Linked DNA regions of Mus musculus: region 2 is linked to region 1. The links are chromatin contacts, found by Hi-C or POLR2A ChIA-PET in ENCODE. All regions are on one chromosome and are shown on one strand. Each heading gives the region's core, a stretch centred on a gene start or an enhancer-like site at or near the end of the contact. The rest is flanking DNA. Distances are from core to core; before and after follow the strand shown.

The links. Hi-C counts contacts between places; a loop is a spot of excess contacts on that map. ChIA-PET counts read pairs that join two places held with the same protein, here RNA polymerase II (POLR2A).
Region 2: a map of T-helper 17 cell shows a loop between it and region 1 (4-fold over the local background). The contact joins the enhancer-like site here to the promoter of Scd4 in region 1. A Hi-C loop is called at or near these places in 1 of 37 maps with a recorded cell type or tissue (T-helper 17 cell). POLR2A ChIA-PET finds 5 or more read pairs at or near these places in 1 of 5 experiments (embryonic stem cell).

Annotation. Positions count from the first base shown.
Region 1 is chr19:44,331,400-44,336,869 of GRCm38, forward strand. Scd4 (stearoyl-coenzyme A desaturase 4) reads left to right here and starts at 1,927. Exons shown (of 6, transcript NM_183216.3): 1 at 1,927-2,116; 2 at 2,595-2,862. The coding sequence starts at 2,093.
Region 2 is chr19:45,204,886-45,210,504 of GRCm38, forward strand. No RefSeq gene overlaps it. Among named protein-coding and RNA genes, the nearest start is that of Lbx1, 29 kb to the right of the region's middle. Within about 2 kb of position 3,411, at least 1 of the 3 ENCODE cell types and tissues checked has a DNase peak (open chromatin) inside an H3K27ac peak, as active enhancers do.

The DNA.
Region 1 (5,470 bases), core at 677-3,176:
TTTGGTTTTTTGGTTTTTTGGTTTTTTGGTTTTTTGGTTTTTTGGTTTTTTGGTTTTTTGGTTTTTTGGTTTTTTGGTTTTTTGGTTTTTTGGTTTTTTGGTTTTTTGGTTTTTTTGGTTTTTTTGGTTTTTTGGTTTTTGGTTTGTTTTTCCAGACAAGGTTTCTGTCTATAGTCCTGGCTGTCCTGGAACTTGCTTGGTAGACCAGGCTGGCCTCAAACTCATAGAGATCCACCTGCCTCTGCCTCCCAAGTGCTGGGATGAAAAATGTACACCACCATGCCCAGTGCAAACAAGTCTCAATATGGCTGTTAAAATAAAATTGTGGGGTCAAAGCAAAGCAAAGTATGTGGGGAGCCAAAAGGACTGTGGGGTCCCTCGCTGTTTGATAAGAGGGGAAGAGGATGGAGAGGCCAAGGAAGCTTTCACAGAGGGACAAGTTGGTCATGCTTGCCCTCATATAGTCTCCTTTGTGTGTGTGTGGGGGGGAAGTGTACAGGGGAGATGTCTATCTCAGGAGACCCTAGTGAATGCAAATCCCTGCAGTTTGAGCTTCCTCATCCTGCTGTGAATCTACTGAAGACGGCCTGTGAAGTCATTTTGTCTTGGGACTCTAGGCCAGCATCGCTTTCCGAGCAGGGTTTGAGCCTGGGCTCTGGCATCTTGCCTACTATGATCAGTTTCTAGCTCTGTGAGTCACTGGCTCCTGGGACCACAGACAAATTATCTGAGCTCTCTATATCTCAACTTCCTTCTCCTTAAAAACCACAGGTCATGGGTCACGGGGAGACTTTTTAAAAAGTTAGTATTAGCTTTTTTTTTTTTTTTTTAAAGTCATTCCATACCAGCTCAGTCTTCTTATTTCACAGGCAAACCTTTGCACCTCTGCTGCCTGTAAACGCCTGTCTGAGGTTCCCACTTTTTCCTTATAGAAGACTCCCAATTCCCAACCTGATGGGAGAATCTTCAGACCTCCCTGCCTGCAGCAGATGTTCCGGGGGCAGGAACATAGGGAAGTAATTAAATGCTAATGTCTGGAGGTGGTTATCCCCTGTGAAACGAGTCCTATGACTGAGCGTGGGCTCAGACACTCAGCCCTGTGCGTGTGACTGTGTGTGTGAGCTGGTCAGAGCATTCTGCGATTCTGCTGAACATCCTGGGCAGGTGGGTGGGGAAGAGCCGCCACTGGCTTGAGATGCTAAGTAAGAAGGCGGGCTATGCACCTGCTCTTGTCTCGAGATCTGGGGGTGGAGGCCAGTCCACCCCCCCTTACCCCCACCACACCTGATGAGTGGAAAGAGAAGGTGGAATTGTGGTGGACACTGATGAGCTGTCCCCACTGTGCAACTGCCCCAGTGTGACACATTTGCCAAGCACCTGTGTTAGTCCTGGGCTTGAACTTGACTCTCACCCCCCAGATTCACTCTTTTCCCACTTTGTGGACATTTTCTACCCTCTATGAAGCTTGAGAACTGGACCCCAGATTCCTCCAGTCATGATGCTGGCAGAGACCCAGGGTCCACAGAGATGAAACCGAGGAGGTTGGCACAGAGGGCTGTCTGCCAGCGAGATAGCAGATTTCTGGATGCCAGAGCCAGGAAGACAAGAGAGTAACAAATTCCTCTGCTCAGAGCTTGCCAGAGTGCTGAGAATACTCCATCTGTCTAGGAATGGGGACAAAGGTGGCTCTCTCTTAGTGTGTGCAGCATCCCATAGCCTTGCCTTAGGTGAATGTGGGCTTTGCTGGCTGTCCTCCCCTCTCTCGCCTTCAGTCTTTATCTCCTCATGGGGCTGCCTTGACTAGCCAGCTCTGAATTCTTTATCCCTTGTTGGCAGTCATGAAGCACATCTGAACAAATACCAGACACAGTCACCAAGTGCCAGCTCTACATACCCTTTAAATCCTGTGCCTGGAAACAACAACACACAGCAGAACTGACTGGTGACACCTGCACAGTTAGCCGGGCATCAACGCAGTACACACAGCGCACAGTGGGCTCTGGACTCAACGCTTCACCGATCCTCAGTCGCTGCAGACCTGGACCTTGCTCTCTCTGCCTTCACAAGAGGATCTAGGCTTCCAAGGAGCAAGATGACGGCCCACTTGCCACAAGAGGTCAGCTTTTCATCAATGACCCCCTCCCTCTAGCACAGGATCTTTGGTACCAGGTGGGACTGTGCTGACTGGAGAGAGGCCAGAGCTGAGAGCTACAGAGACATCTCAGATATCTTATTAGATTTGTATGACCTTCAAGTGAGGGATGTGGCAGTCATGTTGCCAGTTGACTTTAAAGGAAAGAAAGCTCCCGTCCAGCCAATACCTTTCTGCATGCACATGCATTTTCCTTTGTATGTTGCTTGAGGTATGAATGTTTGATCCCCGTCCCTGCCCCTTCACTGTGAGGTTTGATTGTCAACACATTCTAGGTAGTTTCTGGGAAGTTTTCTCTGCTTCATCTAGCACATCTGTACTCTGTCTTCCTATGATCAGGGCACTGGGGTTTCTGCCTCTACTGCCTTGGCTGTATTACAGGAGGACCCCCCCCTTGCTGTCCTATGTATCTGCTTTTGACTTTCACTTCCTCCCGTTGAAGATCTCCAGCAGGTGTAGCACTACCAACATCATGGAACCCCACTCCCGGAGACAGCAGGATGGAGAAGAGAAGATGCCCCTCCAGGCAGAAGATATCCGGCCTGAAATAAAAGATGATCTGTATGACCCCAGCTACCAGGATGAGGAGGGACCCCCGCCCAAGCTGGAGTACGTCTGGAGGAACATCATCTTCATGGCCCTGCTGCACGTGGGAGCCCTGTACGGGATCACACTGGTTCCCTCCTGCAAGGTCTACACCTGGCTCTTGGGTAATCTCCAAACCCTCCGCCCTGGGCCAGCACCCCATGTCTCCCCCGCCCCCAACTCTTTAATAAGGTAGACTCTGATTCTGAAAAGTAGCCGCTCTCTGTCCAGATTTTTCAAGTTTTCTCTCCACTTTCTGAGATACTGATAACTAGACGGGGAACAGAGCCTCGTGGGATTGGGGTACAAGAGTGTCAGATCTGGGGGGTTCTTTAGCTTGGATGCTAAAGTCTATAAAAGGTGGAGGGATAACTGTATGACAAAGGATTGACAGTCTCCTAAAGAGCTTTTCCGTCCAAAAAGCTTTCTGACTTAGCATTGCCTGCCACAGGAAAACTAGAGCCCTTGCTGAGAGGCATGGGGGCTTAATGAGGGGGTATTTGCTTAGTCGGGAGACAGAGTAAAGTAAGACTATCCAGAGGGGATCGCTGGAGAAGAAGGAATAAAATGGGATTACCAACAAAAAATATTTGTATGTGATTCTGACCAGGACAGGCTTGTTTGCCCCAGAGAAAGATGAGGCAGGTTCCCACACGGTCCAAGTACACTGGTGTAGAGTTCTGCTGCTCCAGGTCCGTCCTGTCAGTTAGCAAGATGTTCTTAAAATGACAAAAATAGAGGGGGAGGGGGGTTTCAGAATTGGGTGACATTCCATTCATTCCCTGGCCAGCCAGTTCCTGCTCTTGTCTCTGGATACCATGTAGGACAAAGGGCCCAGAACCTTCTGCTCTTTCCTCTCTACCTCCACCTCCCCTTGCCCAAAATAGCCAGGCTCAGAGACTGAGAAACCCTGGCCTTCAGACTGTTGTAACAAGAAAGAAGGTTGCCACTGTGTCTCTTCCCTAGCTCAGCAACTTGGGGATCTGTGCGTATGTGCTGATGCAGGGCTGGCCCCTGGACCCACATGTGTGCTTTCAGGTAGATTCGCCTCTGACTCCCAATTCTTAAATCAGGGAGAGAGGAGCAGGCCAGGGCCCCTTGCTACCTTCTGAGGAACGATGAGCCAGAGATCACTCTCTGGAAGGCAGAAGACTTTCTGGTAGCTGCCTCTAGAAGGTAGTGATGTAGAAGTTGGCTGCTGGTGTTGGCCACCCCTGCCCTCCGTCTCTTAGTACCTGCAGCAGGTGAGCTCTGCATTACCTTAAAAGTTCTGTAGGTGCCAGGGAAAATACAACTGAGGAAAAACTCTTTTTTTTTTCTTTCAGGACTACAGTTTTTCCAGGTACCAAGTGGGGGGCAACAGAATTTGCTGTGATTAGGAAGGCCAAGCCATGGTCCTTGGGCTAGTTGTGTGCTTTTCCAGTATTCTCCTAACTTGGATACTCTGAGAGCCTTCTACCCTGCTCGGGTACTGACATGGAGTGCTAAAAGAGGAAAGCTCTCCTGCTCACGTCTTAGAAGTGCTTAAAGATGTTGCTTAATATACCTGGGACACAAACAGACCTTGTCTGGAGGTCATGGAACTAATCTATTTGAACTGAGCCATCTATTTGAACTGAGATGTCTATTTGACAGTCATGGGGTTGAGAAAGAGGCCACACAGTAACAGGGCTCTTGTCTCAATTCCCTTGTGCATGCTCCGAGTGTTTTCAAAGCCAATGAATGTCCTAGAGACACCTGTGACATAAAACTGACACTTTTGGGTGTTCCACTGAGGGCCTCTGATTTGGCCAAAGCTCTTTCTTTTCTCCTGTGATTGCAGGATCCTGGCTCCCCTGTGGTTCGGGGTCATCTTGGATACGTGGGAAGAGCTCAATCTAAATACATCTAGAAGCAGAAAATCACTTGGGTCTGGTCCCAGCTCAGAGAGAACGTGGGCAGAACTTTCCCTGCCTGCACACTGGCTCTGTGATCTTTGTGGGAAGCCCAAAAAAGGAATGCTATTGGGCAGGAGAGGGGAGATGCTGTTTGGGAAACTGTTACTTCTGGCTCTAGAAGAACACAAGAGAGTTTATACAATGTATTTTGACTTCAAGCTGAACTATGCTCTGCGGCCTCCCAGGGGCCATGGTTTCCAGCCTCTCATAGGAGCGAAGCATGGTTGAATGTCTCCTCTAAGCCCTCACAGGGGACAGAGTGAGGGTAGTCTGTTTCCTTCTCTATTAACAGCTGCACCTCCCAAGCCTTTGACTTCAAGACAGTGAGGTAGGACATGGCACCTATCCTTAGTCCAGGATACAAATGTAACAGAGATGACTCACCCTAACGTAGGCACTACCAGCTGCCAGCTTTAAGTATTACCCAGTGTTGTACTGGCAGTGAGCATCCAGATTGACAGAGAGACAGGGCAGAGGAGAGGTTTGAGATCTCAGTGAACATCTTGAGGGTGGATGGTGGGGCTGGACCAGTGCTTTATTTACAGGAAACTGGGCTTCAGCCCCTGGCTACAGCATGATTCTGGGAAAAAACGTAGCCTTCCTGTATGATCAAATTCTTCGAGATGTAGCAGAATCACACCCAGGTGTCCAGTGATTATGAAAATATTAATATTCTTGGTAAGGCTCAAGCCACTGTAAGAATGTAGTCCTGTGCAGGGCTGACTCGCCCTCATACAAGCATGTGTCTGCCATCATATCAAAATGGTTCAGCTGGTGAATTGGCACAGGCCTGTGA
Region 2 (5,619 bases), core at 2,161-4,660, 870 kb after region 1:
TCCTGCCCCTCCTCCTCCTCCTGCTCCTGCCCCTCCTCCAGCTCCTGCTCCTCCTCCTCCTCCTGCCCCTCCTCCTCCTCCTGCTCCTGCCCCTCCTCCAGCTCCTGCTCCTCCTCCTCCTCCTCCTGCTCCTCCTCCTCCTCCTCCTGCTCCTGCCCCTCCTCCAGCTCCTGCTCCTCCTCCTCCTCCTCCTGCTCCTCCTCCTCCTGCCCCTCATCCTCCTGCTCCTGCCCCTCCTCCAGCTCCTGCTCCTCCTCCTCCTCCTCCTCCTCCTCCTGCTCCTGCCCCTCCTCCAGCTCCTGCTCCTCCTCCTCCTGCCCCTCTTCCTCCTCCTGCTCCTGCCCCTCCTCCAGCTCCTGCTCCTCCTCCTCCTCCTGCCCCTCCTCCTCCTCCTGCTCCTGCCCCTCCTCCAGCTCCTGCTCCTCCTCCTCCTCCTCCTGCTCCTCCTCCTCCTCCTCCTGCTCCTGCCCCTCCTCCAGCTCCTGCTCCTCCTCCTCCTCTTCCTGCTCCTCCTGCCCCTCCTCCTGATCCAGCTCCTCCTCCTGCCCCTCCTCCTCCTGCCCCTCCTCCTAACCCAGCTCCTCCTCCTCCTCCTCCAGCTCCTGCTCCTCCTCCTCCTGATTCTGCTCCTGCTCCTTCTGATTCTGCTCCTGCTCCTCCTCCTCCTGCCCCTCCTCCTCTTCCTGCTGCTCCACCTCCTGCTCCTGCCCCTCCTCCTCCTGCTCCTGCCCCTCCTCCTGCTCCAGCTCCTCCTCCTCCTGCTCCTGCACCTCCTCCAGCTCCTGCTCCTCCTCCTGCTCCTCCTCCTCCTGCTCCTCCTCCTCCTGCTCCTCCTCCTGCTCCTCCTCCTCCTGCCCCTCCTCCAGCTCCTTCCTGCTCCTCCTCCTCCTGCCCCTCCTCCAGCTCCTGCTCCTCCTCCTCCTGATTCTGCTCCTGCTCCTCTTGCTCCTCCTCCTGCTACTGCTCCAGACATCATGTCCACCAAACAGGGTCCTGCTTACCCTGCAGTTTTTCTTGACTTGAAGATGTCTTTGTCGAGTGTCATAAAAGCCTTATATGACACCTGTGACTCAGTAGGGGATCATTTCACAACCGTCTCCTCTGCTAGACTCTCTTTTTCTATAACACAGAGTCCCAGTGGCCACTCTTAGAGCCTGGATCGCTTCTATGTAGAAAGTTGTAGGAATTAATGAAGAAACATCAGGAGCCCTAGGAGAGGGAGGGATGCATCCAAAGGGGACTAGTGGGGCAGGAGAGACTCAGGGACCTAAAAAATACCCAAGCCAGCATCCATTTAGTAGACTCCCAACTTTAGGGCCCCTCTCACTCCAAAGGGAGAACAGTATTACTTTTGCTTCCACCCAGTCTTCATTTTCTGTCATTCCCAGAAGTCCAATTCTTTGTCCATCCCAGGAAAGGATTGCCTTGATCCCCTAGCTGGCCACCACCTCCCCTGTTAAAACCTCTCAAAGGCAGTGGACTAACTAGTGGTCACACTCGTTTAGGGGTGTGACTTAATCTTGGAGGCTCTGATTAATCCACTGGTGGACCCATAATTTATTTTACACATCCTTGCTTCATTTAGTGTGTGCATATGTGTGTGTGTGCCTCATGTGTGCTCTCAAACGTGCACATATGCTTAGAGGTCACAGGATAACTTTTGGTGCATCTCCTTTCACCTTGTGAGCCCTGAGGACCCAACTTAAGTTGTCAGGGCTAATGACCAGTACTTTAACCTCCTAAGGCATCTCACTGGCTCTGGGCACATAATTTGATGAACTACTGGGAAAGAACAGAAGCTTAGGAGGCGGTAGTCAGGTAAAGAGGGTGTGTCCTTGGGGTGTGCCCACCTGGACTGTATCCTGTGCCAGCTCTCTCTGCTTCCTGGCTCCCATAGCTATGCAGTGCTGCCTTACCCATAGGCCCACGTGACGTCCATGTGATGTCCACGTGACGTCCTGCCTCAGCACTGTCACAGGCAGAAAGAGACTAAATTCTCTAAGAATGTGAGACAAGATAAATTATTCAGGTGTTTGTGCCCCTCACCCCACACTCCAGGGTTTCTCTGTGTAGCCCTGGCTGTCCTGGAACTTGCTTTGTAGGCCAGGCTGGCTTTGAAACTCAGAGATCTGCCTGCGACTGTCTCCTGAGTGCTGGGACTAAAGGTGTGCACCACCATCGCCTGGCTGATTATTCATGTTTTATATCAACTTTCGTTGTATTTTATGTATTTTATCACAGTATTAAGCTGACTAACACAAAAAGTTATTTCAAAATGGAATGTACTAGAAGTCCCCAAAGGCCATAGAACTAAAGCAAATGAAGACCAACAATGAGAAGCTCGCATTGGCGCTGTACGGCCAGGCTTGCACCGCTGAAGTATGACTTTCCTTCACTGCTGCCTCTCCAGAGTCCATACTTCAGGGCTCAGAGCTGGAAGTGTGTGGTCAGGTGCCCAACCTGACGCTTAGCGGTCGTGGGTTAGCGGTCGTGGGTTAGCGGTCGTGGGTTAGCGGTCGTGGGAGCTCTTCTGAACTCAAAAGGACGGTTTTCTCATTTTTAGAGAACATTCCTCCGTTTGTGGTGGGAAGTGAAGGGCAAGCCTGGTTGCCATGGTGCTGAGGTCAGGGGATAACATGTGAGGGTCCTGGGGATCCAACTCACCAGCCTGATTTTCTCACTTCTAAGGGTTTTAGAACAGCTACAGAAAGCAAAGCAATGCTTTGATTTTTGGTTTTATGGTTTTTTTTTTGTTTGTTTTTGTTTTTCTTTTCGAAGAGATTGAGGGAGATTTCAGCCAACCGGTGCAGGCCTTTATTTCCAGCACTTGGGAGGCAGAAGCAGGCAGATCTCTGAGTTCAAGCCAGCCTGGTCTACAAAGCATGTCTCAGGACAGTCAGGACGGTCTCACCCAGCATGGGCTCTGCCTTGGCTCCTTCTCTAGCACAGGCTGCAGGCCAGTGTTCTCCCCCCAACCCCCACTTCCTTCCTCCCTCGCCCTGGCCAACCGACCTCCAAACTCACCTTCTCAGAGGACATAACTTTTGTGACATTCTGGTGGCTTTCTGTCCCTGTCTTTTGAGATGCATCTCGAGATGATGTTCCCAGCTGCTCAGTGTCCTACCGTAGGGAGGGGGGGGGCACATGTGTGACGAGAGGGAGACTTCAGAGCAAAAACCCTAGTTTATGACTGCTGTGTTCCTGGCTCTGAGCCCCTAGAACAGCCTCCTACCCTGTGACTGGGAGTCTCTCCTGACCCGATTTCCTTTCCGTAGACACTCCTCTCTGGTTCTGCTTCTTGCAAGCCGCCGTTTCCCTCCTAACCCAGAGCTTATTTCCTTAATTAATGTATCTCACACTCCAAGAATGTCGGGGGTGGGGTCCCCGGGGCAGCGCCGGTCTTCCTTTCTGTTCTTCACCTACTACTGGAAAGCCCTCCCTCTCTGGCTTCAGGCCATCAGCTCGGCCCTGATAGTCCCTCAATGCTCACGTGTCTTCTTATCCACTTACCTCCTACCGGCTGTCCCTCGGCTCAGGATGGGGTTTGGGTTTCCCTTCCGCAGAGTAGGAAGATGTGGTGACCGTCTAAGCAGAGAAGCCTTGCGTTCCGCCTCTCCGCCCCATGACCCTGGTTGGCTGAAGTTGGCTTTTCTGTGCCTCTCTATCAGCATCTCCCCGACCCCCCAGGGTGACGAACTTACCCTTGTAGGCTAAACCCCCAGCCTCTGCTTTTCCTGACTGTCTTCGTGTTGAATCCTGCCTGCGGGAGACCCCTCCGGCTCCCCGACTGGGAGGTGTTCTATTACACAGCAAAGTGCGGTTTAAGTAGCTGTAAGGAAATGTGACAGAAAAGTCTGTCGGGGTTCAGTCAGACTTGCCAAAACTTGGTGTAACTTTTGGAAGTTGTCAGTGTGCCTCCTAAGGAAACCTGATCTGATGGAAGCCGGAGGAGTCGGGGACGGTCAGGTAAGAGGCCGGAAGCATTGTGGAGGAGGGGCAGACAGAGTTCAGCACCCACCCCCGCGTCATAGCCTAAGAAGACCCTGGGGGTTGGGAACCGGAGACTTCTTTCTCCGAGTGCTACCAGACAAAGGCAGACGAAGCAGTAGGATTCCTCCAAGTTTTACTCTGGGGGTCATGGGGCAGACCATGCTGGTGTGGGGTAGGCTTAGAAGTAAATTAAAGCTGGGCATGGTGGCGCACGCCTTTAATCCCAGCGCTCAGGAGGCAGAGGCAGGTGGATTTCTGAGTTCGAGGCCAGCCTGGTCTACAAAGTGAGTTCCAGGACAGCCAGGGCTATACAGAGAAACCCTGTCTCGAAAAACAACAACAACAACAAAACAAAACAAAAAGAAGTAAATTAAAATAAGACAAGATTCCCTCCCATGAGTCTTTTAGCCTGAGGTCAGGGACATCTAGACCCTGGAAGGAAAGGCCTTCCCTCTTAGAGACCAGAAGTTGGAAATTCCTGAAGAACAAAGACCAAAGCCTCTGCCAGGTGGGGCTCAGAATAGCTAACAAGTGTCCCAACAGAGAGCCTGACAGATAGTGACACCTTTAGTCACTCCACTCAGGAGGCAGAGGCAAGTGGATCTCTGTGAGTTCAAGGCCAGCCTAGATTGCAGAGTGAGTTTCAGGCCAGCCAGGACTACACAGAGTCACCCTGTCTCAGAAAAACAAAAACAAAAGAAACAAAAAGAGAACCTTAGCAGAGGCTAAAGATGTTCCTTGCTTGACTGGGAGAGTGCTGGCCTAGCTGTGTGAAGCCTGGACTCCCAGGTTCGGTGCCCAGCATTAATAAACTGCGTGTGTGGTGACGCGTATTTGTAAGCCCGACACTTGGAGGTATAGGTGGAAGGACCAGAATTTCAAGGTGTCTTCCTTGGCTACACAGCCAGCTTGAGATCAGCCTGGAAAACATTAGACCCTGCCTCAAACAAAACACTCAACAGGCTCAAACCGGAAGTGTCGAAACCGATCTTCCCAGGTTACACAGACTTTCTGAGAATCTCCCAGCTTCCGTCCTGGCCCAGTCAGGGCTCGGTCTGCCTTCCTTCCATGGGCAGTGTACCCGCCCGGGTGTGCCAGCCTTACCCAAGCCAGCCTCCAGCCCTGACATGATCTCTCTGGTCTCAGCAAGCCGAGCTACCCGAGGCTTCAATTAGGCGCCACTTCAAAAGCTTTCTGAAGCAGGTGAGAGATAATATGTAAACAAGAGCCTCCATGAGTCATTGGCCCTTCCTATCCACCCGGTGGCTCCTCTGCCAGTCTCTGAAGAACCAGCCTGGGTTGTCTCCCAGAGCAGATGCTATCCTGGGGCCAAGGCCTGTCCAGGCTCCTCTGCCACCACTACTGCCTGCATCTTCTTCAGCATACGCCCAATGTCAACCAAGCCCTGACTCACACGTGTAACTCTTAACCCTCCAGCCAACCTCAGGAGTCCGGCTGAGCTTATCTTAATCTGGCACACTTCTTCCCCAGCTCTTCCTGTACCTTCTAGAACCTCCACCTGTGCACAGACACACCACACACCACAGACACACACCACACACATACACACACATAGACACACATCCACTGCACACCACACACACTACAGATTCTGAGGCTTGAAATTTC